Regions from separate parts of the Mus musculus genome. Here all the other regions are linked to region 2. Evidence: chromatin loops called from intact Hi-C (ENCODE). Cell type or tissue: heart. All regions are shown on one strand. Each heading gives the region's core, and the rest is flanking DNA. Links, peaks and the distances in the headings are about the cores only. Region 1 has its middle 54 kb from the start of Snx19. Region 2 holds the start of Adamts15 (a disintegrin-like and metallopeptidase (reprolysin type) with thrombospondin type 1 motif, 15). Region 3 has its middle 36 kb from the start of Gm31140. Region 4 has its middle 140 kb from the start of Snx19. Region 5 has its middle 140 kb from the start of Snx19. Region 6 overlaps Gm31013 (a long non-coding RNA gene).

Evidence for each region. Peaks named below come from ENCODE experiments on the same cell type or tissue, not always from the same donor. Only the 100,000 strongest peaks of a DNase experiment are listed, where the experiment ranks them.
Region 1: a loop joins it to region 2, with 2.7 times the contacts of the local background. A loop is called at or near these places in 22 of 42 quality-filtered maps.
Region 3: a loop joins it to region 2, with 4 times the contacts of the local background. A loop is called at or near these places in 6 of 42 quality-filtered maps.
Region 4: it touches region 2 in a loop (2.5-fold over the local background); 13 of 42 quality-filtered maps call a loop at or near these places.
Region 5: it touches region 2 in a loop (4-fold over the local background); 21 of 42 quality-filtered maps call a loop at or near these places.
Region 6: a loop joins it to region 2, with 2.9 times the contacts of the local background. A loop is called at or near these places in 8 of 42 quality-filtered maps.

Annotation. Positions count from the first base shown.
Region 1 is chr9:30,478,421-30,483,587 of GRCm38, forward strand. No RefSeq gene overlaps it. Among named protein-coding and RNA genes, the nearest start is that of Snx19, 54 kb to the left of the region's middle. In heart, for the core only: a CTCF peak has its summit at 2,254 (motif pointing right); a DNase peak (open chromatin) is centred at 2,341; H3K27ac peaks cover 246 bases.
Region 2 is chr9:30,918,066-30,923,232 of GRCm38, forward strand. Adamts15 (a disintegrin-like and metallopeptidase (reprolysin type) with thrombospondin type 1 motif, 15) reads right to left here and starts at 4,387. Exons shown (of 8, transcript NM_001024139.1): 1 at 3,216-4,387. The coding sequence starts at 4,172. In heart, for the core only: a CTCF peak has its summit at 2,881; DNase peaks (open chromatin) are centred at 1,196, 1,806, 2,896, 4,216 and 1 weaker place; H3K4me3 peaks cover 1,934 bases; H3K27ac peaks cover 1,259 bases.
Region 3 is chr9:30,841,715-30,846,881 of GRCm38, forward strand. No RefSeq gene overlaps it. Among named protein-coding and RNA genes, the nearest start is that of Gm31140, 36 kb to the right of the region's middle. In heart, for the core only: a CTCF peak has its summit at 2,651; DNase peaks (open chromatin) are centred at 2,547 and 4,377; H3K27ac peaks cover 1,212 bases.
Region 4 is chr9:30,568,876-30,574,042 of GRCm38, forward strand. No RefSeq gene overlaps it. Among named protein-coding and RNA genes, the nearest start is that of Snx19, 140 kb to the left of the region's middle. In heart, for the core only: no CTCF peak of the experiment used is centred there; a DNase peak (open chromatin) is centred at 2,336.
Region 5 is chr9:30,561,305-30,566,471 of GRCm38, forward strand. No RefSeq gene overlaps it. Among named protein-coding and RNA genes, the nearest start is that of Snx19, 140 kb to the left of the region's middle. In heart, for the core only: a CTCF peak has its summit at 2,292 (motif pointing right); no DNase peak of the experiment used is centred there.
Region 6 is chr9:30,732,141-30,737,307 of GRCm38, forward strand. The region is part of intron 1 of Gm31013 (a long non-coding RNA gene); the gene reads right to left. Among named protein-coding and RNA genes, the nearest start is that of Gm31013, 47 kb to the right of the region's middle. In heart, for the core only: a CTCF peak has its summit at 2,706 (motif pointing right); no DNase peak of the experiment used is centred there.

The DNA.
Region 1 (5,167 bases), core at 626-4,625, 440 kb before region 2:
GCGTGTCGTTAGAGCATCCTCTAGTATAGACTAGGGACACAAGGGTTCCCAGAGCCTAGCTTGCTCACCACTGATTCAGGAATGCTTCTGTATCACTCTAACTCTAATTTCTTCTTAGAATCAAAGCCCAACACTGATTCCTGGATGTGGTCTCATGCCCCAGCTCTACCCAGTTTCCTTCTCGTCTTCAAGCACACCAAGCACCCCCCTGAATCAGTCCCCTGCTTGGAATGATCTTCCCTGGATGTCCAATGGCTCATTCTTCACTATTCTTTCTGTCTCACCACTGCCTTCTCAGAGACCACTGTCCTGACTATGCTATCTGAAAAACAGCATGCATCCTTTGTAACTGTAATGCTGATCTGCCTAATTTTCCTTCATAATACTAACCAGCAGTGGATTTGCATGATAGCATTTTATATTGATGTATACTAGATCATGCTACATTTGGCAAAATTTTAAATTGAAAATTAAAAATTGTGGTTTTGGGGGGCAACGCATTACATTATGGTACATATGAATTAGGAACTGGACAAATTATAGTTATATATGTGTGTGTGTGTGTGTATATATGTAAGTATATATATATATATATATACATATACATATATATCTGTATATGTGTATGTATGTGTATATAGTATATATATATATAATTGTCATTACTACCTTTGTAATGAGAACAGTTAAAATTTATACTCCGTGTAATTTTCAAATGTATCATATGCTTTTATTTCTGAGGTCACCGTGCGATGTGGTTGATCCTGTAAAGTTATGTGAAATTCAGTGTCGTGAGGCCGACATCTCCTGAATCCTCCAACCCCTTAGCCTCTAGAAAACATCATCTACTCTGCCTCTGTGGTCTGATTTTTTAAAAACAATACTTCCTTTTAAAAGCTAAAATGGTAACGGTCTTTTAAAACAGACCAACTCCTGAAAGGGAGGAAAATGGAAAGACCTGCTTGGAGAATCGTTGTCTTCCAAATCAACAGTAATCCCTCCCTATTGGATGATCTGAAGTAGCAATCTCTCTGGCCATATTTTGACTTTCCAGTGTGTTTGCAATAGAATAAATTTCACTATAAACAAGATTAAATTAAATAAGAAAATAATGGCAACAGGATAAAACATTGCCCTCTCTGCTTTCCCAGATGTTTTGAGAAGAATTCTGGAAAGGAAACCACTGTATTTATTTGCACCGTTGTCCCTGCAGTCGTCCAGGGCTGAACAAATACTGCCGGGATTCTGTTCCCCCATTCTTCCTTACCTCTCTGTTAGGCCGGACCCTGCAGGACTGTGTGCATTTGGAATAAAAAGTAAAGCCAAGCATATGGTCAAAACGAAGCTGTGCTTATATCCATAGGTCTCCATTTGGTCTCCCTGGGGACCTATGAGATACTAATGGGGGCCTTGTAGGTAGCAGGACCCTAGGGAGGGAAGCCCAAGGATGACTGACTCGGCTGCACTGTCTACAGCCATCTTAAAGTGTTTCCGTTGTTTTCAATTCCCCCAGAGGGGTCTAGAGAAGTCCTACAAAGGCAAAAGCCTTCTCTTCCAGCAGGCCTTCAAGGGTAACTGCCTAGTACTTTCCTGGGAAGATTGTGTTTGACAGCAATGAAAACCAACAGTTTAACAGCAGTAATTTCTTGGCAGGACAGATTGGTATGAGACTTGTCCCCAAACAAAATAAGCCTTTCAGGGAAGTATATTTCAAGCCTAGCTCACGTTCCCAAGACACTGAGATTCTTATATGGCTGACACAGGAGCCGAGGCTGAGCCCCAGCCAGGGACAGCTAATTATTGCCAATAACACAGAGGGCCCATCAGTTCAAACAGGGAACTGAACACTCCATGGAACGCCTCCTGGGGAAAGGCCGGCTCCTCTGCACTGGTCTTGTTGATGGCTCCAGGATGGGACAGAACAATATCCCCTTCTCTTTTCCTCTACCTTGCCTCTATCTCAGCTCCTTCCCACCATCTTCCATAAATCCTTTCTCTCCATCAACATCATTTCCACTGCTATATTTGTCACCAGAGAATATAAGATCTCATGTGGGTCTGGAAACTCGCCATAGCTATACCTCTGACCCTCTGCACCTAAGTTGTTGCAAAGCCTTAATTTCTAGGCTTTCCTCTACACTAGCCAACAAAATCAGACACCTCGTGGGAGGTTCTCCAGCCACCTCTCTCTGCGCCTCATCATCCACAAGTCCACAAGAGGGCACACAAGAGCACTCAAGAGCACCACCGCTGTGGCACTAAGACCAGAAGGTGGCGCTGTTGCCTTAGTCATGGAGTAAGACCCAGCAGTAACAGCTAGCCTGAAGTCAGAGCTTTTGTGTGTGGGGAGCCATGGGAAAGTGAAGCTAGGAGGTGCTGTAACTTCCCAGACTAAGGTCACCAACTACCCCGGGAAGCAACAACAAGTCCCAATCTCTTTGTATGAAAAGAAGAGATCCAAACAGAGTCTTTTTGAGGAGGCCCAGCTCTCTTGGGCTCATATTCTGCCTGTGAGAGGAGACTGAAATTGGGATCCCTTCCATCCCTTTTCTACACAGCGTCCTCTGCTTTCTCTGCATCCAGCATAAATCTGTAGTGTCAGGTAGCCGGAAGTCCGGAATAGAGAAGACTAAAGTCCTGTTTGGTGAACTTATCCTGGATACAATGGTGAGGATACTGGAAGCCTGGGATGAGGAGTCACAGTGTCAGGTCACCCCTGGCACTTAGGAGAAAGACCTCAACGGTGCATCGGAGAGCTGCAGAGGGCAGAGTCAGACAGTACAGGCTTCCTTGGGAAGGATTTAGGAAGGGCTTCTTAGACATGGGTATGAGGAGATGGACAGCACCGGAGGTGGTTTCTAGCGTGAAAGATCACAGCTAAGGAATGAGTTGGAGACCAAGAACCAGCAGGTCAGGGCAGCAAGTGGTGTGCGGACTTCCCTGACAGACTTCCTCCTCAATAAGCTTCGTACAATTACAAATAGCAACAATGTCCCTAGTACATGCATGCATCCATTTGCAAGTATGCAAATGATCTTCTTGTGCAGACATGTAAGTAACTCACAAGATTATAGGAGACCTGAATAGGACACTGTAGCTGTGTCTCCCTTGAGCTGTGGTTAACCTTGACCTGATGTCAACTCTAGGATCTCTTCTCTCCTCCTCCTCTGACTTCCCTCCCCTCCCCTTCCTTTTCTTTTTCCACTCTTCTCTTCCTTCCCCTGCCAAGAAATACAACAAAGATTACATGATATCAATTTGTTACTATCCAGAATTAAAGCTCTGTCATCTGCTGACTCAGTCAGATCAATACGCACATCTCTTATTACAAGATGAATAGTCACCATCAGTGAAGAAGGCACATGCTATCATTCACTCATCTTAGGCTTCAATTTTATGGAGGAGACGCTGAGATCTGCTGAGTCTAGATGGCTTCCTAAAGTCAGTGGTGAGAGTCGGTGGGATGGTTTGTATAATAGTGGAGTGGCACTATTATAAGGTGTGGCCCTGTAAGAGTAGGTGCGTCACTATGGGTGTAGGCTTAAGACCCTCACCCTAGCCACCTGGACATCAGCCTCCCACTAGCAGCCTTCAGATGAAGATGTAGAACTCTAGATGCTGCCATGTTCCCTCATTGATAATAATGGACTGAACCTCTGAAACTGTTTAAATGTTTTTCTTCTAAGAGTTGACTTGGTCATGGTGTCTGTTCACAGTGGTAAAACCCTAACTAAGACAGACGGTGTTGGTTCCCATCCAAGCTGTCACACCCAATGTCATGCTGCCCTGCTACACACGATGTGCCCCAGACTGGTTCACTCAGGAGCTTGCCACCTTGATGGGGAGGGGAAGCTGGCTATCGCTAGCAGCCAGCACATTCTGTGCAACACACCATGCTGCATGACCCACGGATGTAGAGACAAGAAGCCACATCCACATGCTGCTATAGAATCATTAAGTGATTGGTGTCCCTTTCCTTTATAAGCCCCACTGCCATGTCAGGGTGAGCATTGAGTGGTTGTCCTCACAGATGTGGCAGACATTGTGCTATCAGGACTAATGTGACAGAAAAACAAAATCTCATCCTAAGAGTTCCAGAAACTGCTGGTCAAGGTCAACGTGCTGGGGGTTAGCATCTGCTAAAGACCATTTCCCTGTGAATAGTCTTCTTGCCAGGTCCTCATGTGGCAAAGGGGACAAACAAACTCTCTCCTGCCTCTTCTATGAGGGCACCAATCCCAATCTTGAGGGCCCCACCCTCATGATCTAATCTCCTTCCAAAGGCCCCACCTACCAAAACCATCACCCTGAGGGTCTTAAATATCACCACGTAAATTTGAGGAAGACACAAGTATTAAGTTCACAGTGTGGGAAGGTTCACAGTACCGCTTTGCAGGGTCACTTACTGAGGCACTATGGCATCTATGACAGTGTGGCAGGGAGGGTCATCTAGGAGCATGTATGAGTTGGCACACCCAGAGTTAAAGTGGCTTCTTTCCCAAATGTTTGCTCTCCACACAAAGAGGCCTGTAATTTCATTCTTGGGAGTTTCTGTGGCAAAGATCCCTTGCCAGTGTGTTGAAGTTTATGGAGAGAATGTTTTTAATCAGTGAAGTGTATCGAAGTGGTGCACAAAGTTCCAGGAAAGAACAAAACCCACCAGTGAGGCAGAGACCTCTCAAAGAGACAAAGAATCCCGCGCTTAGCTTCACTGGGAAGAAGAGAAACGCAATAAGCAAACTGTGCTGGGGCAGATCATGAGGAATATCATGGAACAAATAGCCAGTAGTCCACAGGGTCACATGTGCACTCGCTTTGGATTTCCTCAAAGAATTTGGTAGGGAGAAGAGCCTAGGACCTTTCTTTCAATTGATAGTGGTGCTGAATTAGAGAGAGGCAGTGCCCACTCTGACAGGAGTAGCTAACATCCAAATGGACTTACAGGATGTCAAGTTCTGGCTTCGGTGCTCTTGCTAGTAAACTCTCCAAGATTGCTTTAACTGTGAAATTTTCACCCATGTTTATACCCTTGTAGATGGAGACATAGGTGCTTCAAACTAAAATAACTTGCATATCTCGGTAAGGAAGGGACAAGACAGCGACTCAAACCCAGGCCACCTCATTCCCCAGCACATCCACATAGACCCTTTGCTATATTGCCAGGTCC
Region 2 (5,167 bases), core at 444-4,443:
TTTGCGCATATGCATATGTACACACACACACACACACACACACACACACACACTCCTCCCAACGAAATATGGGACCACTCAAAACCAAAACAAAATCAGTACCAGGCTTCAGGGTTGTGAACGGGGAAAGTTGGGAGTGTGGATGAAGACCATAAGACAGTTGAGTCCACCTGGATAATCCCAAAGGAGGAAGAAAGAGAAGGTTAAAGAAGGGAGGGAGAATGGTGTGAAATGACACCAAGCAGAGAGAAATAAAATGAGTGAAAGCAGGAGGAAGACATAAAGTACAAGTCATAAAAAGGAAAATGAAGTCATGTCAAAAGAGGAAATGTCACAAATAGTGAAGCAGATGGAGCAAAGAGAGGTCATTTATAACTCAGAAGCAGGCTTCTCTCCCCACTCCAGCACTCCCCAGGCCACACACACACACACACACACACACACACACACACACACGGAGCTGCCCGCAAGAAAGCACTTAACATATTATGCTGTGATTGACAGCTCTTTGCCACACTGGCAGTTCCTAGGAGGCCTTGGGCCACACCTTATTAGTATGCACAGCTCCAGCCAGAATCGTACCTGGAAGTCTGTAGATGCTCAAGAGGATGAATGAGCGAATGGACAAAAGCCATTTGTGCCACAAAGGGTTACTGAAGCAGCAGAGGCACTGGGCCTGAGAACAGGGAGGACTCAGCAAATCAGGGCCTAAGGAGTCACAGCAGTAAGTACCTGGCATCTGCAGCCCCCGTGCAATGAGAAGCCAGAGACGTTGCACTCTTCATAGAAATAAATGAGAACGACTCTGGCTCTGACTCTCGGCAGAGCCTCGATCTGTTCCTGGGCTGACCTCACCCTGCTGTTATGAGCCTGGAGGCTGGCTGCTTTGCAAAATCAGATGTGCTCTCTTTGTCCATGAGCTTACTCTGAATCCTTACAGAAACTCTTCCAATTGTCAAAACACTTGCTGTATGATCAATGTATTCTCTCTTCCGGACAGCTAAGGTTCCTGGAGACCACATTTGTCTTGGTCTAGAAAGAACAGCTGTTTGCCCGTGTTCTCATCCAATACTGTACCTTCCCCAGGGAGATTTGAGGGAGGAGGGGTTGTGCCTCAGGAATGAGATGTTCCTAGGACTCTGAGAGTACAGCAGGCCCCAAAAATCTGTGCTGGTGAGGAGGTAGGGGAGGAGCTGTTTATCCAAGCATGACACTCGAACCTTGTTGATGGGCCTGCCAACACAGACTCCCTGCTCTCTAGCTTTGCCCTCTAAATACCTAAGAGAAAAACAACTTCTCACACTCACATCTGTACATCCCCACTCCTGAGCCAAGTGGTCATGCAGCTTTTACCCATTATGCACAGATGACATGGCCCACTGGGGGCCACCACTGAGAAACAGAAGCTGCCATGCTGTTTGATTGCGTCTTCAAAAAGGCCATCTCTTCTGATGGTGTGGCCTACTTTCCCAGCGGGGACTCTTCTTCTCAGGGTGGGTTCCAAAAGTCAGCCTTAACTGGACTGAGCTCTGTTACTCCAGAGCCAGGGGGTGACCTCCACAGGGGCATCTCAGGTAGCGGATGGGACAGCAGCTGCTTTACCCATTAAGATATCCTGTTCTTGGCCTCCGCTTTCTCTCCCAGCAATCTGACTGCAGAGCTGGTCTGGGCACAGAAGCTGAGCCCTCTTCTGCAGTTTCCCGGTGACTCAAGCAGGGCTTCTAGGACTGGGGCTGCGGCCGCTCAACAGACCTCAGTTGGAAGAATGAGCACAAGGAAACAAGGCTCAGGCCAAAGACCTCCCTAGAGAAACCAGGTGGTGGGAGGAGAAGAGGCTGGGAAAGGAGGAAGTTCCAGCGCAGGAAAGGACTAGCTGTGCCAAATGGGTTACTGTGGAAGACTCCGGCTCCAGCTCGTGGGCGCCAGACCAACTCTAAGTGGCCATTTAGAAACGAGGAGAGTGAGAGCCATGGAGGTAACAAAGAACCCTGTACTGTGGCCAGAATGTTGTGGTTATGATAATAATTTAAAAAAAAAAGAGCGCTGTAGGGGTTCACATCACAGCCCCCCAAAACTCAGAGAAAGCAGGGCACTTGGATAACTCTTTTTCTCCAGTGTCTAAAGAATTTCAGAAATCCAGATCTTCCCAGCACCCAACTTTTAGTTCAACTAAATGTTCACAGGTCAATAGCTTCTTAAGATAGAAGATCTGGTAAAGACGCGAGGAAGACAGGGCTCTCTTTCCACATCTGGGTCCGTCTCTCTAGTCCCATCTTCATATCTTTCCAACCCTGCAGCTGGAATGCCCAAATGTTCTTGACAGCAAGGGCAGAGCAGGTGTCCTGCCCTCGAGGAAGGGTCTTCAGACTAGGACACGAGCACTCTTCCCTGCTCTTAGGATGCAGCTAGCTAGCTGGACAGGTCACCATCTACTAACAAGGATCTGAGAAAACTGAAAGGCAGTTTCGCGAGCTTAGTTCTAAGTGAAGCTCCAAACAAAATGGTTCCAGTTCCAAACAGGTGGCCTTCTTAGACTGCACGCTAGGAATCATACGGACAAGGCCCAACAGAAAAGGATGCAGCGAGAAGCGGCGATGGAGTGTATATGTAAGTCTGGCCTTTCATAGCAACTCACAAACTATTACAATGATCCCCTCCGTCTCAGTCCAGGATTCCCAGACCCAAGACAGAGAAAGAATGACATGTTGCCCACTAGAAATGCAGCAGGCACTGACCTTGAATCACCTTCCAGGACTCCATCCAGCAAAAGTTAGCCTGTTTGGAGATGTCAGAGAAAACTTAGCCACCCACAGAGGAAAAGGGAAGGAGTTCCCATTGCCACCATCTACAACACCATCCTCATAGCGCCTCCTATCGATCTTGAAGACAAACTGCAGCTCAGGGGCGGCAACTTCCTGGGTTCCAGCCCCTCAGCGCCTGATCCAGAAGGCGTTGATTGGCTGCATCAGGACAACACCTTCGGAAAAAGCAGGCTCTCCACCAACCTCCCCAGAAGCACATGAGATGGAGCTCTGCTGAGCCTAGGAGAGGACTCTGTATAGAACTTCCAACGCTAGAATTCGAAAGGAACCAATTTAAAGGGGGCATTGGGTGGCACAAAGGGGCTTTGGAGATCTAAACTCAATGATCCAAAAAAAAAAAAAAAAAAAAAAAAAAAATGGGGTTGCATCCAAAGAGGTGACAGATGAACTCACCTGTCTGGTGAAGAGGATGGCTGTGTCCCAGTACTCAGGGTGCTTATCGCTCACTTTGTTCAGCTTTTTCTGCCAGGCACAGAAGTTGCGCAGAGTCAGGGCCGCGTTGCCTGTGACCTTGGGCCCAGTGTCACGATCTCCTAAGAGTAGCACCTTGACCACCACGATGTTGATAGGGTTGAGGATGCTGGGGTGGCGGTAGAGTCGCGCCGCCGTGGCCAGCAGCGTCAGTAGATAATGTTCCAAATCCGCGCCGTGAAACTTGACCATTGACTCGTCCGCCACCACCAGTGTCTCCACGTACCGTGGTATAGACACGAAGCGCTTGGCGCGCCCAGACCTGCGGCGGTTGTGGCTCTCCCCCGCGCCCGTCCGCCGTGGCTTATAAGGGTCCAGAGCCCTCAGGATGGCGGGGTTCCAGCCCGAGGCCACCCCGCAACGAGAGGTGGGGTCTCCGGAAGGCCCTACAGGAGCACCCCGGCGCTGGAGAAGGTGTGCGCCCTGGCTGTGACGCTGCGCCTCTGGCGCGCTGGTGTTGGGCAGAGGGCTAATGACATACTCCGCACCTCGGTAGCCAAAGGCTCCGCGGAGACCCCCGCATAGGCTCACAGCAGCAAAGGAGTCTGGCTCCGCGTTCACATACCCGGAATAGAAGCAGCGTCGCAGGTCTAGAGAGCTGCCAGTGAGCCTCTGCAGCGGGACACCTAGATACTCAGTAGCAAAGGCGGGAGCCAGGAACTGGGCATCTGGCGTCAGGTGTAGATAAAAGTCCTGCTGAAAAGCTGTGATCTGAAAAATGAGACCCTGATCCCCGGAGTCCTCCGTACCCCTCCTGTAGTAGTGGCGGCCATTGATGTCCGGGTCCCGTCGGATTGGAACGACCACCTCCCACTCTGGCTCGGAGCTGCCAGCAGGTCGCCAGGCGAGAGCCAGGATTGAGATGCCCAGTAGAAGCATGGCGCCGGGCCGCGCACAGACGCGCTCTGGGATGGGACTTAGCCCGGCTCCCACGGCAAGCACTGTCCCCTTGTAGCCCACACACCAACGCCCGGGACAATGGGCAGTTCCCAGAAAGGACAGCCAACCAAGTCCGCGAGACTCCTCCCAGAGCAGCGAGCGTGCACAGGGCAGCCCGCGCCTCCTACCTGTTCCTCCCTGAGCAAAGCGCGCTCTGGGAGCTTTAGTACGGTCGCTGTCAAGTGCACAGCCGAAAATTTGCCGTGGAGAAGTGACGCGAGGTGGCGGGCTGCTTCGCGAACCGCAGCCGCTAGCGGTGCAGCAAACTAGGCGCTGGGCGAGCCTATTAAAGGCCCCCTCCTCTTTGGACTGCCCAGTCAGCGCCCCTCCCCTAACTCCCCTCCCAGCCTCCCAGAGCTCGCTGCCTGGAGCCTCCAGGGGCCACTGGAGAACTCGGTCCCGCCTCCTGAGCAAGAGCCACTTGGCGGGGAGGGAGTGGCGTTATGCCGAGGCAGGAGGCGTGGGCTGACCTAAGAAACGAACGCTGGAGCCTATTCACGTTTTTTGCGCTAGGTACCCCAGTGCGGAGATGCATCAGTTACTACTGCCTGGGTGGACATCTGTGAGCTCTCTGGGTCTTAGCCTTCCCAAGGCAGCTGGGTCCAGGAGTCTGGAACCAAGACAGCACTGACCTCTTTTTCCAGGCCCACCTCTTTCCTCCAGTTGCAACAACCCCCACCCTGCTTCTTAACCATCAAGTCTCCAAAAGGACCTCAAACCGAGGAGGGCCCTTTAAAGGTCCTAGTGTTGGGAGAACAACCTCCGAGAAACACAGCCAGCCCTTCTTGAACCCAGACCCCACACAGGCTGCCCTGTGGGGTTAGCACTGTGTTGGATGGGCTAGACAGACTGCCAGGTTTCAGTAATTCTGCCAGGCAGATGTTAAATGCAGCCATTATTTAAAACTAAATTACATAAGCTTATAATTAAATAAG
Region 3 (5,167 bases), core at 384-4,383, 76 kb before region 2:
TTAAGGCACCATCTCTCAGATAGCCCTGGATGGTCTAAAACTCAGTATGGGATCAAGGTTGGCCTCAAACTCATGATATTAATCCTCTTACCTTGGCCTCCTAAGAGCTAAAATTATAAGCATGTACAACCACTCCTAGCAATATAACTATTTTTTAAATCCAAATGAAAAGGGTGGTCTTGATGTGTGCCTTAGTTTCCATTGCTGCAATGAGATACCATGACCAAGGCAACTCTTATAAAGGACAACATTTAATTGGGTCTGGCTTACAGGTTCAGAGGTTCAGTCCATTATCATCATTGCGGGATGCATGGCAGTGTCTAGGCAGACATGGTGCTGGAGGAAGCAAGAGAAGACTGGCTCCCACGTGGCTAAGAGGAGGGTCTCTCAGTCCACCTCCACAGTGACTCACTTCCTCCAACAAAGCCACACCTCCCAATAGTGCCATTCCCTGGGCCAAACATATTCAAATCACCACAATATCATTGAATATTTAAACTTGAGCCCTGATCATTGAAAGGATATGACAAGTGATTTTCTAAAGGAGGAAAAGTTGAGAAGGTCACACCATGTGGCCCCCTTTTCCCGAACTAATTCACAGCCTCTGTGCACAATACACAGGCTAAGAAGAGAATGACAGAACTTGCTCAGAGGAAGTAACGTTGATGACAGGCATTTGTGGCTATTTTTATGCATAGAAATGATGGCCAATTGTCAGGAAGGGATTGATTAAGAGAAATTATGGCTCTATAGATAATGAGCTGGAGGCATGGCTTAGCTGGAAGAATGCTTGGCTAGCACGGGTGAAGCCTGGGGTTCCATCCCCAATACCAAATACACTGGGTGTAACGATGTATGCTGGTAATCCCAGCACTCGGGAGGTAGCAGAAGGAAGGTTAGAAGTTCTTCTCTCATATAGCGACTTCAGTGCCAACCTGGGATGCACAGAGCCTGTACTCCCCTCCCCACCAAAAGATTTAAAAAACAAACAAACAAACAAACAAACAAACAAACAAAAACAGAAGAAACTAAGATGGTGTCTCTAAAAGTAATCAAGAAAAGTTCTGAGTCCTCAGGCCTTGGAACTGCTGGGAGGCAAAAGGTGGCCACTTTTGAGTAGCAAAATCTCTAGGATAGCCAAGCTGGCAAGTCAAGGGATGTGTGAGCAATTGCCACTGGAGCTGCTCAGCATTCAAGTGTTTAAGTGGAGGGAGAAACCCCAGATATGCTGAATGCTAGGAGTCTCAAGTCAGAAACAAATGGTGCACACAGTTTCTCTTCCCTTCCTCCTTGGCAGCTCCAGGAAGGTGTGTGTGGTCTGAGCATGGACAACCAGTGGCTTCCACATAGCATTTCAGCCCTAAGCAGAAGCACTAAGGCTCAGACAGGAGGTGGTTGTAACATTTACAGAACCAGTTGCAAGCCAGCCATTCTGCAAAGCTGAGCATGGAATGAGGAGGGAGGGGGTTCAGCCAAGCTCTTCGAGCCTTTGTCTGTAGATTTGGGGGAGACGTAGAGATGCTCCAAGTGCCTGCATTTATAAGAGATGCTTAGCAAGCTGGGTGAATGGTCAAGTTGGCTGGGAAAGAGGAAGCTTCAGAGGAAAGAGCAGGAAAGGGCCAGGCAAGCTGAGTGTGGTTTCCCTGCAAGAAGAGACTTGAGGTCAGGCTAGGGAAGAAATGAGAAGTTTGGGGGGGGGCTTGAATTGTCCTGGGAATCATCACAAAATCCCAAGAGCTGTTGGGCTTGCTATTCTCATTCTACCAAAGGGAAGACCAAGACCAAATATGTTAAAGAGCTCATCTAAGGACCTGCCAAAGACAGGTAGTGTTCCCAAACCCAGGTCTGTTCCATTGCTGAGCCTGGATCCTTCCCCACCCCAAAATGGTAAACTTCTGTTTTGTAGAACTGTCCTCTAGGTCCTCCCAACAGCACAAATCTCTGGGACTATATACAAAAGCTTGCCCCTGCTAAAAAAAAAAAAAAAAAAAAAAACATGGGACAGATGCAATAAACAAAATCTAGACTCAGGGAAAACGCAGCTTGCAGTTCCTGAAGGGACTTCTATCACCTAGTCTAACCTGCACAGTTAGGAATCCTGAGGCAGAAAAAGAACTCACATGTAACAGTCCAAAATCCAGGAGGAAGGACTCAATTAACTCTATGGTGGGTTACAATCTTGGTACTCTTCGAAAAGTACAACATTTAGACAATGTCACTGTGGATGGGCTAAGAGTCTTGGCCTCAATATACAGCCAGATATGGTCTGGCCCCAGATGTTGGTCTCTTTTAAACACATCAACAGCTTTCAAAAAGGACAGCATGTCTCAACTAAGCCTAACACAACCCATCTACGACTTGCTGGCCTGTTTATTTGTTCTGCGCATCTGTTTGGCTACAGAAAGATGGCTAGACCTGGGAGAACAGCATTCCTTGCCTGCAAGCCTTCTCATCAGCTGGACAGATGGGCCAGTTAGCAGGGCTCACAGGAGGAGGGATGTTAAACAAGACCCAGATAGCAGCTGACCCAGGCCATCGGACTCCACGTGCCGAGGTTGAGCAACAGCGCAGACAGCTCCTCCACCTCCGTCTCACCATGCCTGTGCTGACCCTGCTGGCAAGGAGCTGATGGCTGGGGTGGTATCACTGCTGGGAAATAGACTGGTTCCAACCCCCCTCCCTCTCCCTGGTGGACTGACTCCCTCCCTCCCTCCCTCCCGGTGCTGGCTACATCTGCACTGCTGTCATCATGAGGAGAGACTGGAGCCTGGAATACAGTCAGCTGATAGGAGCCGTGCACATGTTTGGGACCTTGACCCTGCCTTCCTTGGTGTGAGATGAGAGAGCTTGGGCTGCACTGACCTGCTCTTGACTGGCCAAAAATGAGGTGCCTTCTCTCTCTCACACTCTTGCCACGGACAGTTCTGAAGCCTCCTTCGGAACACCTGCATCCCAGCACACCCACACACAGATGCAGTCCAACCTGGGAGCTCTAGTCTTTGCAACCTGATTCCTCCTCTGGGAAGGCTCTCTTGGATCCCAGGAGCAAAGTTAAATGCCCTTATCGCTAATCTCCTCTGGTACCTTGGATTCACCTCTATGGATAGATTTAGTAAGAGAAAACCATTAAGGAAGCCTGCCTGAGTTCCAGTCATACCACTTGCTTGCAGGAGTTCCTGCAAGGAATATTTAATCTGGTAAGGGAGAGTGGCAAAGTGCTTCAAGTTCACCCACAGTACAAAGTGCTTGCAGGCGAGAGTCATGCACTACAATTAAGGTCTCATTCCATGGCAAACAACATGTGCAGTGGTGATCCTAGAAGTCTGCACAAGCTTCTCCATTGCCTAGTAACATTGTAGCCATTGTGATCTCATATGGAAACCAATTACTCACATATATGTGGTGATGTTAGTGTAAACAAACCAACGGTATTGCTAGTGTGTAGGTCCCGGAGAATACAGTTCTATCGCTTGTTTGTTTGTGTGTAGATTGTGCTTTCAACTGTTGCTTTAGGGTGTACTCCATTTTGTAAAAACTAATTTAAGTTTACTGAAAACAGAGTATAGCATGACAACAGCAGCCTCATACGTCTCGTGTTTGTTGTGTCTTTTGATGGCCTTGAGGCCTCGTGGAGTAATGAGTCTATATCTCTTAGGCATTTGTGGTACTCAGATCACAGCACAATTGCTTAACGATGTACTTCTCAGAGTCCATCCCAGTTAATAATGTATGAGTTGGTCTGTGTAGGGAAATAGCCATTTTTATATCTAGGTGATAGATCAATAGGTAGACCTAGATCTGTCTTTGTGAAAATCCCAGTAACAACACACACACACACACACACACACACACACACACACACACCTCTCCAAATATATCAACCTTGCATGCATATTTACAATTGACATTCTCAAGCATTAGTTATCACATCACCATCTGTTTATTTATATGCATTCTCCGTCGGGCTATGACTATTTTACATATCCCTTAAGTCAAGGCCTAGAACTCAGTGAGTGCTCAAAACTAAAACAAATACCAAACTGCTGTGCTGCCCCGTCCAGCATGGATACTATCAACTGAGGCAGAAAAGCCCAACTCACCCCCCCACTCCTCCCCAGTCTTTTGAATTTCCCAGAAGAATCTCAAATGGAACGTTCCAGGAGAGGCCTGGCTTTAATTTTAATAGATGAAGAGAGCCAAGTGCTCGGGAAATGCTTTATCCTGGCTTTCAAATCCTTTTCTCCTTATTCCCCAAAGACTCGGGCATCCACCTCCCTCTCTAGCCCCTCCCGTCTACACCCCTGCTGGCCTGGGCCCCGCCCCAGGCAGCCCTTTTTCCCATGCAATTTGTGACACTACTGTCCACTCCCAGAGACACAGAGGAAATCAGTCACCTCAGAGACCAGGCAGACTGGTGCCCTTCCCACAGCCATCAGACGGTCCCTTCAACACCAACCAGCCTTGCTGGAAGCAACCCAAGAGCCTCCAACGCCCAGTGACTCCAAACCAGAGCCTCCTGGGGGCTTCAAGGCCAGAAGGACCACACACAGGATGTGCACACCCCATCTGTGGCCTCCTTCCCACCCAGACCCCACACAGACACCCACACAGCCATACCTCACACACCATTCTGCTATACACAACAGCCCCTCTCAGGGTATCTGCTTCTTCCACCCCTAGGCGACTATTGAGTACACAGCACACTTAACACTCCCAGAGTCCTCCAAGCCTTCTGTCTGATCCAAGCATGGTCAAACTTTTTGACTACAGGAGAACAGAGGTGCAGGGGCCTAAAGGAAGAATATCAACTTCAGGCTGCATAATTTCAGAAAAAAAAAGGAGGGAGATTCAGACCCAAGCTAAATGTCAGCGCCCATCCATTTGAAGCCCTTTTCTAATTGTAAGATATCAGTACCCAGCATGGTGCTCACTCCTATAATACCAGCACTCAGGGACTGGGGATAAGAGAGGAGGATGGTGAGTTTGAGTCCAACGTGGGTATATAGAGATTTAGGCAAGTTAGGAGACAGAGTAAGATCATGGATGTGGGTAAGATGTGGGGAAGGAAGGGGAGAGAGGGGGAAAGGGAGAAAAGGGAAGGGGAGGAGAGGGGGAGGTGAGAGGAGGGGGAGGAAGAGGGAAAGGGAGAGAAAGGGAAGGAGAGAGG
Region 4 (5,167 bases), core at 752-4,751, 350 kb before region 2:
CCTTTTCTCCCATGGACTCACCCTACTCCCTGTTATCTGTCCTCTTTTTCTTTAATTGTTCACACCTGCATAAGTGCGTGCACACAAATGCACACATGCACGTTCCTAAATTCATACATAAAATGGTCTCAGTCTAGGTTCAATAGCCAGTAAAAGGAATGAGCACAACTATTTACTATGTGTCAATCTCCTAAAACTCTTTAGTTAGATTATCTTAGTAATTCTTCGCTTAGCATTAGCACCTTTCAGGTGCTATCTGACTCTTCTTTTACAGATAAAGAAATAGTGCTAAGGAGACCCCCTAATTGGCTAGTGGTTATGGAAATCCATCTGAGCCAGAGCCTGCATTCCTCAACATGTCCAGAAAAAAATGTGTTGTGACTCACATGGTGCCAAAGTCAGTGATCTCTGTCTTCAGTTAAGGGTAGGGAGTGAGTGCAGTCAAGTTGATCGAGGGGAGACTTGGGGGATTGTCAGCTCATTAGCAGTTGATATTGCTTTGTGGCTTTGTGATCATGTGGATAATTCCTTCCTGAGGAGGATGAAGAGAAGGATGAGGGATGGATCCCATGATCCTATGGGAACAGGAATGGGTGGGTTTGGTATCATGTGGCCAGGTGTCTACTTCATCTAGGATTACAGTGGCTGAATTTTTATTAAGTGAAACTAATTTTTTTTTTTAAAAAAAAATTAAATCTCCTATAGGTGGAACAACAATATGAACTAACCAGTACCCGGGAGCTCTTGTCTTTAGCTGCATATGTATCAAAAGATGGCCTAGTCGGCCATCACTGCAAAGAGAGGCCCATTGGACTTGCAAACTTTATATGCCCCAGTACAGGGGAACGCCAGGGCCAAAAGGGGGGAGTGAAAAAAAATTCCCACTGTAACTATTCTACCTCACACACAAAAAAAAAAAAAAAAAAAAAAAAAATTAAATCTTGGATGGATGAACTGAAGTAGCCTGAACACTTTTGTTGTGGACAAACAAAGGAATCAAGGCAGGTCCATTTGCCAAAATCGGGAGTGCAACATTTATTCTTTCTAAAATAAAGGCAATCTGCCTTATGGATTTCCCAGCTCAAGTGAAAGAAGGGTTCACTGCTCAGAAGGCAGGAACTAAGGGTGAGGCCATTCTCAAATACTTTTAGCTTAGTTTTCTTCTCTGTAAAAATAAGCTGCCGGATTATCTCTAAAGTCTAGTTAGTGACAACATTCAATGACGCTAACACGTTTATTGCAAAGAATAGACATTCAAGTTACTCTTCTTCCCAGGGCACAAGCTCTGCCTCTACCTCTTATTGGCCTGTACTGTCTGCAAAAGCCTGAAGCAGAATCTACCGTCTTCCTTGAATGGCGAATGGTCCTCTTTGAATGGAGAGCATCGATAGTTATAAGGTGCTTCTGAGAGCTTGTCTGCTTAGAAAGAGTTCCATCCTGGCACAAAGAAACCTTAGGCAAACACTGTGTGGGTGGGCACTTTGATAAGAGCGGGGTCATCTTGGAGAAATGAGTGCTAGAAACAAATCCACTTTTAAATATGTGAAGTCTACCATACTACCACGAATCTCCACTGCCTCCCTTGTTGTGCTTTGTAAAAACAAACAAACAAACAAACAAAACCACAACAAGGTATGATATAGAGGGGAGGGGGAGCCTTAGTGGGCCCATGCTGAGGCATCCCCCTGAGATATAAGCCATACCACAGGCCTAGTATAAAAGGAAGTTTATCTAGGACCTGGGAAGGGGGTCTACAGAAGAGAGCAGAGGCAGAGAAAGAAAGGGGACAGAAAAGAACAGAAAGAGAGAAAGAGGGAAAGAGACCTGCTGGGGAACATGTGGGAAGAGAGAGATGGGGAGAGGGATGAGGGAGGGAGAGAGAGGGAGAGAGAGAGAAGAGGGGGAGGGAAGGAGAGAGGGAGGGAGGGATGGGAGGAGACAGGGAGAGAGGGAAAGAATGAGAGAGGGAGAGAGAGAGAGGGAGAGGGAGAAAAAAGGCCAAACAGTCCTTTTATATCAAGCCAGGCTAGTACCTGGACTTGTGTGCTGCTAGGTAACTTGGGTGGAGCTGGAGGAAATGCTAACATCCATCCTTGGTATGCCTCCTCAAGAGGCATTGCCTGCCACTTCCACAATTCACTAAACTTGTTCAGCCTGATCCAGCTCCACCCTGCATCCTGAAGTTCCCAAGGCTTTGCTGAACAAGCCCCTTTCTTTTTCTCACACTTCAGTTGCATGGTGGGGGACTCCCAGGATTGAATGTTCTGTGTCTGCCATTTCTCTACAGCTTGGCTATTCCCTGCTGTTATCTTTGGCTCCGTTGCTATGGGCGGGAATATGTTTGGTCCTGGCTTAATAACTGCTTGGCTGCCAGAGGCACTCATTTCTCATTGTATTGGTGGGGGGATTAGTGGAGATGTTTGGGGGATGTTTCCTGTATTAAGCAGCAGGGGAGAGCTTACTGGACTTGGGCCCTCCTTAGCCATAGCATCACACTTTTCCTGCTTTCACCCTTGGAATGTGCTAAGGGCAGTTACTTGCATCCAGGGCTGCTACTCCTCCCTCAAACCTGGCAGATCTGTGCCCTTTTCCAGGTGCCTTTGTATAAACACTTCTTGGAGATACTGCAAGGACACTCAAGCAATCATCTTGGATTATAACTTTTAAAAAATCATTTAAAAATAAATAAAACACTCGGTGATCAACAGTGTTTTGAGAAGCTGGCAAGGGGGCTCTACAAGCCTGATGATCCAGGTTTGGTCCCCATTTTCCAGAGTGGGAGGAGAGAACCAATTACCAAATTTATACTCTGACTACTACACATAAATTGTTCCATACATGCTGTGGTGCGCGCGCACGCATGCACGCACACACACACTCACACACATCCCACACACAAACACACACATCCCATGCACAATAATAGTAAAACTTCTTTCAAAGAATATGAAAAAAATGCTGTACTGCATGACCAAACCTCCCAACCTTCTTCCAACCTTCTCAACCTCTGCTTCAGCACTCTATTTCCTATTTTGAATTTTTTGACAATCAGCTTCCTACTCTTCTTTTGAGCCACCATTCACCTGACCCACAATGACCTTGTGATTCATAACCCCTGTTACCTTAGACTCCTGGGATACAATTGCAGCTCTTCTTGAAACTGGTTATGGGTTCTTAGTGCCCTTGGTTTTTGGTACCCTCGTATCTGCCTAGGGCAATTATCAATGGGTTGAGGAAAGCTATTCAGAAAAGTTAGCAAAGGAGGGCAAACTTCTAAGAAGTTTGGGTTCTTGATTGAATTCAGATAAAATAAATAAATAAATGAAAGCTGCAACTGGCTGAAAGTCATTTCTAAGAGTTTGGTGGCTTTGCCATGAAAGTGACAACCTGGAATAGGAGTCTCCCCGGTCTAGATCTTGAGGCCACTGCTTCAAAGCTCTGGGGACTTGGGTGAATCACTTTTAACTCTGTTTCCCATAATTTTCTCAGCTGTGATTTGGAGGCAATTCTAACTCATGAAGTTGTTGGAAGTATTCACAAGAAAGCCTTGTAAGCTACAGACACTAAGATGTGACTGTATTCGAGAACATTTATAAGCTGTAAAGAACTGCTCAAGCGAACACAGCCATTTTCTGTGCTGGAAATCTAAGAAAAATATGAAGTACTTCAAGAACTATTTTCTCCTGGCAATGACAACTTAGCCTTCTGTTCAGGATGGCTTGGATCCCCTTCCTATGTTGAAAGATTCTCACAGTAAAAGGCACAGTCCACTTCCCACCTGTCCATGTCTGGGGTATGGTGCTCAGACCTCTGTCATTTAAAGAAAGAACAAATGCACTATGGACAGAGGGAGATGCATGTTGCCGGATGGCGGACAGCCCAGCATGTTTGGTTTCGGGGTGTAGCAGTAGTTTCAGATCCACTAGGGGAACCCACCGTTTGCTCTGGTTGGTGTGGCTCTGTGAGTACCAGGTAGTAGTGATAGCTTTGCTCTCTAGACACTTTGGGGAATCATTTCTGACTACCTTATCTCTTAGCCTGGCGTTGTAGACAACTCAGAGATTCTGGAGCTATGTCAATTATGGAAAATTGACAACATACAGAGTATCAAAGGGAACGGCATAATGAAGCCCTGGGTACCCATCATCACCCAGGTCAACAGTTTCAACACAAGGCCTGTAATTTCATCTGCTTTTGTACTTCCTCTCACATCTCACTTTGGTTTTGTTTGTTTCAGATAAAATCTTTTAAAGGAAATCTGAGACATATTATTTTACTTAGAATCTCAATGTATATTTCTAATCAGTAAGGGCAGATTTTTCTCCGTCAACACGACCAGCATAAAACCATCATGCCTTGTTCCATCCAAGGTAATGTACAGTAATGCCAACAGCAGCAAGAAATTCTCCCCCTGCTTCCCTCCCTAAGCTATGCTTTCTCAGCAAAGCCTTTCTGTGGTGTTTGTTGTCACCTGTGACAAAAGTCAGCATCACAGGGGGCCCCAGGCAGGAAAGTGCCAATAATGCAAAGCCTCCCCCCTGTAAAGTGCTAAGAAACACATTCCCTTTCTTTTCCTCCTCTTTCTTTTCCTCACCTTGAATGGAAACCTGAGAACAGGGGATAAAGAGCTACATGGGAGTCTGCATTCCACCCTACTCCAGCTTCTGAGGGCTTTGTCCCTGGCCAGCGCCCAGGCCCAGGAGGTGCATTTCTTTCCTGAGGAGTATGCAGAAATAACATTCAGCAAATATGTCTACTCCCTAAGTCCAAATTTTCCCACCTGACACATCCTAACATGTGCTCTTGAAACAACACAGAAGGAAGCCTGTTTTGTCCAGTTGTTTATAATCCTTGGCTAGTCTAACTTTATCAGCAGTAAGCTTGCTGATCCCTTCCTTTGTTGAACTTTACAATTGGTCTCCATTGTTCTATACTCAGTGAAGAGGGAGGAGAGGGAACTATTGTTTATAAGCTGGCAACTCTAACACTATTTAAATGAATCCAACAGTCACCAGCATAAGCCAGAGATACTGCTAAGGGTCAATGTCACAAAGCATACAGCAACATTCTTACACCAAGGAGCCTCTGACGGGATGATAGTCGTTGTAAAACAAAGTTAACTCCACAGAATACTAAGAGTACAAAGTCCATCTCTGTTCTGGATTTA
Region 5 (5,167 bases), core at 509-4,508, 360 kb before region 2:
TCTATTAGTCAGAAGAGGAAGTTCTTCCACTTTCTACTGTCTTCAGTTTATTTTTTTTTTCAGCATCTTAACTGAGTTAAGGATGTTTGGGAGGCACCATATAGGCACTGAGAATCAAACTCAGACCCTCTTCAAGAGCAAGAAGTGCTCTAAACTGCTAAGCCATCTATTTATTCTATCTCAGTGTTTAGGAATCCTTTAGTTTCACTAGAACTTCTAAATTGGTATACATGAACTATTGTAGTCTGTGTTTGCCTTTAAATGTCTCCTGTTATCTATCAATTTAAATAGATAGCTTTGCTAGATGTAGCTATCGTGGTTGGCAGTTATTTACTTTTGGAATATTTCCTTTAATGCTTCCCTGCCTTAAGGTCTTTGTTGAGGTCTGATGTGATTGCTTGTGTGGTTGATGCTGCTTCCTGACAGATCTTACTATGACTTCTTTGGTTTGTACTTTGTAAGTTGACTATAATATGTCACAGAGGTCTTCTCTGACTACGTAGATTCGGGGTTCTCAGTATTGCCTGTGCTTATACAACCATTTCATTTTCTACAGTCAAGAAATTTCCAGCTACAATTTTATCAGATAGATTTTCAACTTCTTTTGCCCATGGGTCATTAGTCTTAGTCTCCCAATCTCACAATTCTCAGAAGGTGTAGATGGGTCATGTTCTGTCTTCAATACTGATATCTGAATATAGTATTTCCTCAAGCATAGCCTGCAGCCCTGATGTTCTTTAGTCTCCTTCATCTAGGTTATTGGTGATGTTTTCTGCTATGGCTTTTATTTGATCATTTAAGCTTCTCTTTTCTAAAATTTCCATTTTTTAAAAAAAAAATTCTATTCTCTCGTTGATTTCATGCTAATAGCATTCTCATGCATGTTCTTGACATACTTCTCTAGGTCCTAAATTAATCACCTTACTTTATTGATCTGTATCTCTTGGAAGTCACTACTTGTTTTCTAAATTGAACCCTTTGAAATTTAGATATTTAATATGAATAGTTCTGAGTACAAAGATGATGGGAACATTATTGCCAACTCAAACCCTTTGTTGTATCTGTCTTTATATACAATTTACCTTTAAAATATAGGTCATGTTTGGGCAATAATATGGAGGTACCCAACCACACTTGCCATATTTATATCGCTACTCCTGAGGCACAGGGAACATGTTGGAAGGGGGAGCAGAAAGATTCAAAGAGCCAGAGCTTCTGTTGGGATCTCTTTCTATTTTATTCTCAAGTCTTCTTACTGAGCAGGGGCTCAGTCCCTGGAGCCAACCAGACAGGAGGCAGGAGATAACCCACTACTACATTAGCAGCAACACCAAACCAAACAAGATATAGAAATGCCAACCACTATGCCACTAATTACCACTGAAAAGAAAACAGAAGAAAGAGTAGAGTGAAATATGAAGTTGAAAATTACTGAAGGTAAAAGTAGATATAGTGATACTTAAGTAAAAGTATATCAGAGAGATGCTTGGTAAGTGGAGTGCTTGCCATGCAAGTATGAAGATATGTTTGGACTCCAGAACTCACATAAAAAGAAAAAGCAGCCAAAAGTGGATGTGCACATCCTTAACTCCACCATAGAGCAGGGGTGCAGGTGGATCTCCGGAGTTTGCTAGCCAACTAATACTAGCAAATTAGTGTCCATAACTACAAACTACAGGCAGACGGAAGGCACAGTGGTGGAGAATTCAAATTTGGAATTACTATCAGTTAATTTAATCCAAGAAGTGCTTTATTCTCATCCCTTGATGTGACATCAGCACATTTTAGGTTTTTCTGCACATCCTGGTTGCTTTTTGTCAACTTGACACAAACCTATACACATGTGAGGAGAGGACATCTTATTTGAAAAAAAAAATGGCTGTATAAGATTGGCCTGTGAGTAAACAAGAAGGGTATTTTATTGATTGATAGTTGCTGTAGGAGGATTCCAGCCACTGTGGTTAATGCCACTCTTGGGCAGATGGTCCTGAGGTATAAAAGAAAGCTGGATGAGCAAGCCCTGGAGAGCAAACCAGTCAGCAGCACTCCTCCAAGGTCTCTGCTTCAGTTCTTACTGCGAGATTACTGCCTTGAGTTCCTGCCCTGACTTCTCTCAGTGATGGAGTGCAACCCGTGAGTTTATAAATTGCAATAAACCTTTTCTTACTCAAGTTGCTTTTGGCCACGGTGTTTTATCACAGTACTGGGAAACCTAAATAAGACATTGAGGCTATTTTTAATGTGTTAACTGATGGGGGTAAGCAAAGAATAAATAACCCTCTTCTGCCGGGCAGTAGATGGTGCCACCAGACAGAAAACCTGGTAAAGTCAAGCAGTGGATTCAGGAACCCAGCAATTCTCATAATTGAGAACGGTAGGCATTTAAATCTACTCCCGGCCAGCTTCCTGTCCTGGAGCACAAGACCATGACACCCCATTAAGAGGACTGTGACAATCAGTCATGGAGGGTCAACACCTGAAGACCTTCCACATGCAGATGAGGCATCCTTAACACCTCAGGCCAAGCCAATAGAAGGCATCTGCTTCTTGATCCCATCTCACCCCCAAATGTTTATAAGGTCCTATCAACAAAAATTAAAGTGTGCAAGTTAAAGATTATGTGGGAGTGTCTGTCTTACTGAGTTGAAACACTCCAGGGAAGAGTGTTCTTTCCCAAAGCTTTGGCCAGTGGACCTTGACCTGGCCCAACAAGCTGGGTGTGCCACAGCCACTTCCTGGTCGGTGGCCCCAACCTTGGCCCCTAGCTGCCTGCTGCATCTCGCTGCCTGTCACCGACTCTGCGGCAACAGCAGCCAAGGAGGAGGCCCAGCAGCCCGCCTTGCCTGGCTTCCCCTTAGAGAACTGTAACTCTTGAGCCTCTTCGATCGGACCAGAGCCCCACGGATCTCCCATACAGTGCCCAGCATGCAGACCAGCACTTTTCTACCCATGCTGAGGGCCCAGAGGAAAGCTCTATGGAGCAGAGTTAGCTGATGGAGAGGTTGTGAGGACACTGGAAGCCTCATTACTAATAAGAATGCAAAACGATAGACACTCTGATAGTTTGGTAATTTTTTTATGCAATTAAACATATACCTTTATGGTTCAGCCATTTCACTCTTGGGCATTTTCTGTAAAGCAGCACATCTCAATTGGAAGTGATTTTGCCTCACAAGACTATTTTTGGAAACGTTTTTCTTTGTCACAAAGTGGTAAGAGAATGCAACTTAGTGTATGGTGAGTGGAGGCCAATGATGTCATCAACCATCCCTGATGCACAGGAGATTCCTTCCCTGCATCAAGGAATTACTCAATTACTCAACCACAAATGACCACGGAGTAAGGGTAAAAGTCACTCTCCTGAGAAGTGAAGACACCTGCACCGTATAAAATCTGTGCAATAATGCTTAGAGCAACTCTATTTAGAGTTGTCAAAAATTGCAGTTATCCCTAATGCCCTTCAGTGTGTGGATGGAAAATACCATGTATTTAAACATTACTCAGAAATAAGGAACACACACTAATATACTCAACAACTCAAATGAATCTCAATTACAGTGAATGAAAGAAGCTGTCTCATAAAATTACATACTGTGTCCTTCTCTCCATCCCTATGACATTCTAAATGCTTTTAATAGCCTCTGGTAGAGCACTCCACTATGACATCATTCAATACAGAGCTTAGCAAAAGGATCTGCCCCTACTTATGGTAATAGGGGTGAGTGGATTTGAGGGATGGTGCTATTTTTATTTTCTGCTCTATATTTTTCACACTTTTTTAGACATTGGAAAGCTAGTTCTGTAACATTGTCAAAACGGTCTCACAGCAGTGGCTCTGGGGAGCAGATGAAAGTGTCATTCCCCCATGTTCTGGAGGAATCAGATCCAGTTCTACCTTGGTGGCAGTGCAGTGCCCAGCCCACAAGCTCCCAGCAGCTGTGAGCAAAGCGTCAACAGAAGAAAACTTGGCAGTAGAGGCCAAAGGCTTTGCATTACCTCTCTCTGCTACCTAGAAAGCTCTGCTCATAGGTAAAGAATGTGGCAGGCTGCCCTTAGAGGAAGTGCACCACCCCAACCTTCATGCAACCTAGAATTTGCTGAGTGTGTCTAAGAAAAACAGTTACATTTTCCTGGAAGGCATTAGACTTCTCTCATTTGAAATGTAATCATCTGAGATTCTCAAGGGAGTCTAATGATGTGTTATAAGACAGGCCACAGCATCCAGGGCACACATAGGAACAGGCCTTTCCTAGACTCTGGGAAAGGTTTAACATAGGAGATAGTCATTGGTATTCCCAAAACATCACAGAGAGATACATTGGATTCTAAGTAGACTTGGAAAGTGGCGCCAAAGGTAGCAATACAATAGCTCAGTCATAGGCTTCAGTGAATATTAACTTAGTCTTTCAATAAATATTGCCAAAACTAAAAGCTTGGTTTTAATCAAGAAGAAGAGGAAGAAGAAGAGGAAGAAGAAGAAGAAGAAGAAGAAGAAGAAGAAGAAGAAGAAGAAGAAGAAGAAGAAGAAGAAGAAGAAGAAGAAGAAGAAGAAGAAGAAAACAACAACAATGGCAACAACAGCAACAACCCACACAAGAAACCCTCATTGAGTCTGATGAGTGATCTATCTCCATAGGGATCAAATTTCTCCTCTTCTTTATTCCAACACATATGAGATGGGCTGCAAGTCAGCTCTGGGATTCTGAAGATGGAAAACACATGACCCCAGTGCTGTTTAGGGATCTGAGTGATTTTGGATAAGAATGTCCTATGTCCCCAGGTCCATGTTGCCAGTGACAGAAAGCTGGCCAGCGTCTTAACATTTCTGCCAATGGTGAGGCAGCACAATTATGTTCTTCCTTGGTATCAGGGTAATTCATATGCAATAGGGAGCAGGGTTGGTCTTAAGTAAGATAGGCTGTATGGTATTTAATGTAGCCCTGGAGACAAGAGAGCTGGCATTATGTTCTCTTTTACATGCAAGAAACCAACAGAAGAACATGCCAAGTTTCTCTGCAAGGTTGGAATGAGAAGAGCCTTCGAATGGATAATTAATTGCATTGTATTAGAATTAGATGGAAAAGAAGGCTGTGCCTGAGGGGACATGGATAGCAAGAGATACTGCAGAGTCTTCTTCCCACTTGGAAAATGAGATTGACTAGAGAAT
Region 6 (5,167 bases), core at 680-4,679, 190 kb before region 2:
GAGCTATTCCAGTTCTAGCTGAAAATTGGTATCCAATCTGTTGTAAAGTAGATGTTGGTTCTAGGACACAGACAGTATAGTCGTAGCAGGTAGTAGTATAGGTGTGCTGAAATGAGAGGAGTTTTTTCTTATATACTTTATGAGGTTAGAGGAAGGGGAATTTTCAGGTAAAAAGCACAAATGAGTTCGAAGTCTGAAAAACAGACTTTTGACTAAATCCTAAGTGTCGAGCAGGAATAGCAAAATCTAGAAACAGGATAAAAGAAGATTATGTAGACAAACACTTGAGACCTTATCTGTTCCAAGAGAGAAAATTCAACTTGTTTTAAAACAAACTGATAACATGATCACACTCTGAGTAGCCCATTCTTGTGAGATCTAACCTACTTCCTGGAGATGAGTATCAATCTCTATCAGAGGTGTGGCAGGCAATGTCCTAGTCATTCCTCATAGCACTATCTTTGTGTCTAGTAGGTTTGCTTATTTGCAGGTTTGTTTATTATGAAAAAATACACTAGACATAAAATGTATCATTTTAATTATTTTCAAATGTGCAATTCCAGTAATATTAAGTATATTCACTTTGCTATACCGCCTTTGTAAGTTTCAAAGTCTACATCACTGGTAGAAGTGGGACCCCGTGGTGGTACCATCATTCCCACCCACACCCACACTCAGGCTCTCTCAGAGAACTTCTGGCACTTTTCTTTCTGCATAACACAGAGTGGTTTGAACACAGAAGTAAATAAAGCCCAGGCTTCTCTGCCCCAGACTTTCATCTAGTGTCTAGTTTGTGTGAAACTTGACATCTTTCACCTGCTTCTGACACATACTTCCCAGGCTATGCCTTAAACAGGCCCCGCTTAGCTGACATCTGCCTTTCTGACCTGCCTGGCTCTGCAGGGCATCTGGGATCTGGAAGAAAGGGTGTTGTCAGGATGCTGTTCCTGGCACAGAAAAGTAGGTCTGCTGCCTAACATAGCATGGGCCGAGGTGGGGTTCCTAGTTCCTTTCCCAAGGCCTTTGCTAACGCTCTGTGGGGTTCTTTAGGAAGTTACTCTGTGCTTCACTGTCAGGAACAAGAATAACAGATCCAGTTTCTATATAGTTCCTTGCTGGTGATTCATATGACCCCGAACATTTTAGGTCTTCCAGATGCAAAGTAAGAACGGTTAACTCTATTTTAGGAAAATGGTCCGGATTTTGGTTGATGATAGCTCATGTTGGCATCATTTTCAATAGATGCCAGCCAATATGCTTGATGATCTGGGCCAGATTATCAATAAATAGATCTTAGAAACATTTGCCAGGCACAGTGCTTGCAAAGTTCCTAAAGAGCCTGATAAACAGGAATCCTCTCCGGCCAAATGTATTTCTTAATGTGACCTAAGTCTCTATCACGGGAAGCTGGGCAAGCCTTTGCAACTGGCCTAGCAAGCCCTTTTAGCGTATTTACTTAAGATCAACATCTAGAGAAGAACCCACAGGCACCCCTCCTATGTTCTCTCCCCATGATGGCAAGCCCTCATGCAGGTCTTCTTTCATATGTCCCCTGCAATGGCAGGAAGAGGCCGTGAAGAGACCATAGAGAGGAAGTCAAGGAGACAGGGACCATCAAGAATAGAGGGTCGGTCTTCCCCCTCTCCCTCTCACCTATCCTCACTCTGTCAGAAAACAACCTCCTTCAGAGATGCCACCCTTCTGTTCTGAGTTTGTGGCCAAGACTCCTAAATCTCTGGTCATGAGAATACCTGGAGGCATCTGGGATGAAATCAAGTTCTCCTCATATATTTAAGGAAGGGGCCTCGGGAATATATGCATGGCTTTCTCCTATGAGTAGTTTCCTAGTACTGTGTTATCATTACAGCTAAAAATACTCAACCATCAAACAACAATCAACCCCCAACATATTCTTTGGGTGTATTAATGGAACACAGAACAGCAAAGAGATCTCTTCCTCCCTATGGCTGATCACATCTGTAATAATTCTTGCTTCTCGGGTTTCACCATTCTCAGGTATTATCATTCAAGAGAAGTATTGATACATAAAGAATCTTCCCTAGCTATGATTACTGTTGCTATGATAAAACAAAATGACCAAAAGCAAGGAGGAGAGGAAAGGATTTATTTGGCTTGTATTTCCACATCATAGGCCATCACTGAAGAAAGTCAGAGCAGGAACTCAAGCAGAACAGGAACCTGAGGCAGGAGCTGATGCAGAAGCCATGGAGGATGCTACTTACTGGCTTGCTCATCATGACCTACTCAGCCTACTTTCTCATAGAACCCAGGACCTCCAGAGCTGGAATGGCACCACCCACAATGGGCTGCTCCCCCGGCTCCCTATCAATCATTAATTAAGAAAATGCCTTACAGCTGGATCTTATGGATGTCTCAATTCCTCAGTAGAGATTCTCTCCTTTCAGATGACTCTAGCTCATGTCAAGTTGACATAAAACTAGCTTGCATAGAATCTTTGAAAAAACAAGGCCTGTGGCTTCAGTAAAGAAAATTGTTACTGCCTTGGAATGGATAATTAGGCAAAAGTCATGAAAGATGCCTTCAAATTCTCAGAGACTTGTCACATGAAGCAAAACAGGAATGAGGTTAATGGGTAGATACTCCAGTCCTGTATTACTAAAAATCCTCCAGCAGAATGGTCTGAGAAGTGGACTGGGTATGTTTCATGGCTCTGGGGCCATTTAAACAGCCACTAGATGACAGCCTGGCATTAAACACTGTAAATTCCAGCACTGAGAAGTAGTTCAAGAAAATGATATCTAAGCACTATATATCGTTTAGTTTTCTAGTCTTACAGATAAAACAGCACCCAGAGCAGGAATCCGTTTCTGCAGAGTGATAGCCCTCAGAAAACACAGCTGCTTGGAATTCCCCATTCGAGTAGGGTGAATAGAAATGGGAAGACAGACTGGGTTGGAGCTCTTAACAGGGGAGAGAAGAGGCTAACGGAAGGGAAAGAGATCACAAGGCATGTACATATAAGACAATTCCCAAGAGTTGGGAGTGGGGTTGATGGCCTCTAGAGGGGCTTTATGAGGAAAGCTCCCCAATAAAATGAAAAGACAAACCTCATTGAGGAATTTATAGCTCATAAACAAAAGCCTGGGAACCTAACTGTGGGGCATAGGGCTAACCCTGGAAAGTAGGCCTGCTTTTATCAACTACCCCAAGTCCCCAGGCACTTTCTCACCTTTAATTAACAAGGAGATGAAGTAGACACCGAGAAACTCCCTGTAGTTCAGCCCCTAGGAAGAATCCCTTCTCACCTGATGTCTTCTGTATCCAGCAACAGAATGGAAACAAAACAGAAATGCAGGCACTGACCAACACAAAAATTCAAGGCGCTAATGATAGCCAAGGCGCTGATGATGACGACTGTGATAAGCCAAGAGCAGAGACACAGGAATCCCAATCCTGAGCCTGACTTTTCTTTGTGCTGCCCCTGTCAGTGGGCCAACCTAAGCATCTTAACTTACCAAAGTAAACTCTCCATTCTCCATCAAACATCAGAACGGAACCACAACTCAGCCCCTTCTTTGATGATAATAAGCCACTCCCTGCACGTGCCCCAGGTCTTACTCTACAGTTTGGGAAGAGATGGCACAATACACTCACTTCATGAATTTATGACTTAAAATTGAAAAACAAGAGGTGGGGTGTGTATAGTGAAATTCTGGAGTTGGACTGCCAGAGTTTGAAATCTACTGCCGTCTTTTGCTGAAGACTAACTGGGCAAAGTATTTGACTTTTCTAGACCCCCCCAACTTCTTCATCTACAAAAGAATAAATTTTATAGTACCTAACTCAATGTGGTGCCAGATATGCAGATGTGTGCTTTGGGAAACTAACAACATTCCCATAAAGCTTTCATACCCTACTTTGGTTAACTCTTTTGACTACATAGCTTACAAAATCAGTACTGAATGCATGGCATTTCCCTGCCACAAGGTCAAAATAAGGCTGCTACTAAGTGCTGGATGAGATGAAACTGTCCTTCTATCCTATAAGATGGAGCCAGGCTAGCTCTAGACCATGAAGGAGACCACAGAAGGAGAAGTGGTCTCACCTAATATACAATAGTGCTGACGGCCTGAAAGATCAGTAAGTGACCTTGCCTTGGAAGGTAAATCCTAAATTGATTTTAGAGTTAATATCTGTAATCCCAATACTCAGGAGACATAGGCAGGAGGACTGTCACAAGTTCAAGGCTAATTTCAAATACATATTAAGTTCCAGGCTAGCCTGGGGTATATAGTAATATCCTATCTCAATTTTAAAAGTAATGAAGTGTAAAAGTCTGCCTGATTCACACAGGACCTGTTTATTTTCTTAGGCTTGGTCTTCTAGATTTACCAGGGACTCTGAGACAAGATCATTTAGTCATTAAGTTAGCCTTTACTGATGACCTAGAGGCAGACACCACACACATGGGCAAACAAACACAGGCAAGGTCAGAGAGGAGAGACAGAGTGCATAAAGAGCCTAAGAAATACTGTGAAAAGCAGAAAGACAGTAGTTGTGCTCAGCAGCCAGCCCAATACTGTCTCTTCTTTGTATTCTGAGAGGCTCCCTCAAGCTTCAGCCTCCATCCTCCTCAGAACCCTTTTCCTAGGAAAGTAACTTCTGTTCACTTAGAAACCAAATCCATGTTGCACATGTGACAGCCAGCATCTACAGTACCATATACTACAAGAGGCAAAATTTCCCATCATAGACTTGATTTTTTGATGCTGTATAGTATCACGCCTGCATATGATGCATTGTTATTACATTTACCTCGCGTCCCTCTCTTGTCCCATTCAAGCCAAGTCTTTTCTTCTGTCATGTAGGCCCTGCTTCTGTCTCTCTGTCTTCAGACTTGGTATGGTTAATCACAGCTGCTGTGCGTTCATAATTGTATCAGCCATGCTATATCCAGACTAGAGTACCCAACTACACTCTTCCTCGTCCTTTGGTACCCATAGATCTCTGCCCCTTCTCCTTGATATTCCATAGAAAGGGTAACATAGATGAGCCACTTGAAGCCACCCAGTAGCCAAATATTCTTCAGGATTCATCCAGTTATGGATTCCCATTTGACCATTGCCCACTGCCAAAAGAGGCTTCTTTGACAAAGGCTGAGAGTTGCACCCACTCCCTGAGTATG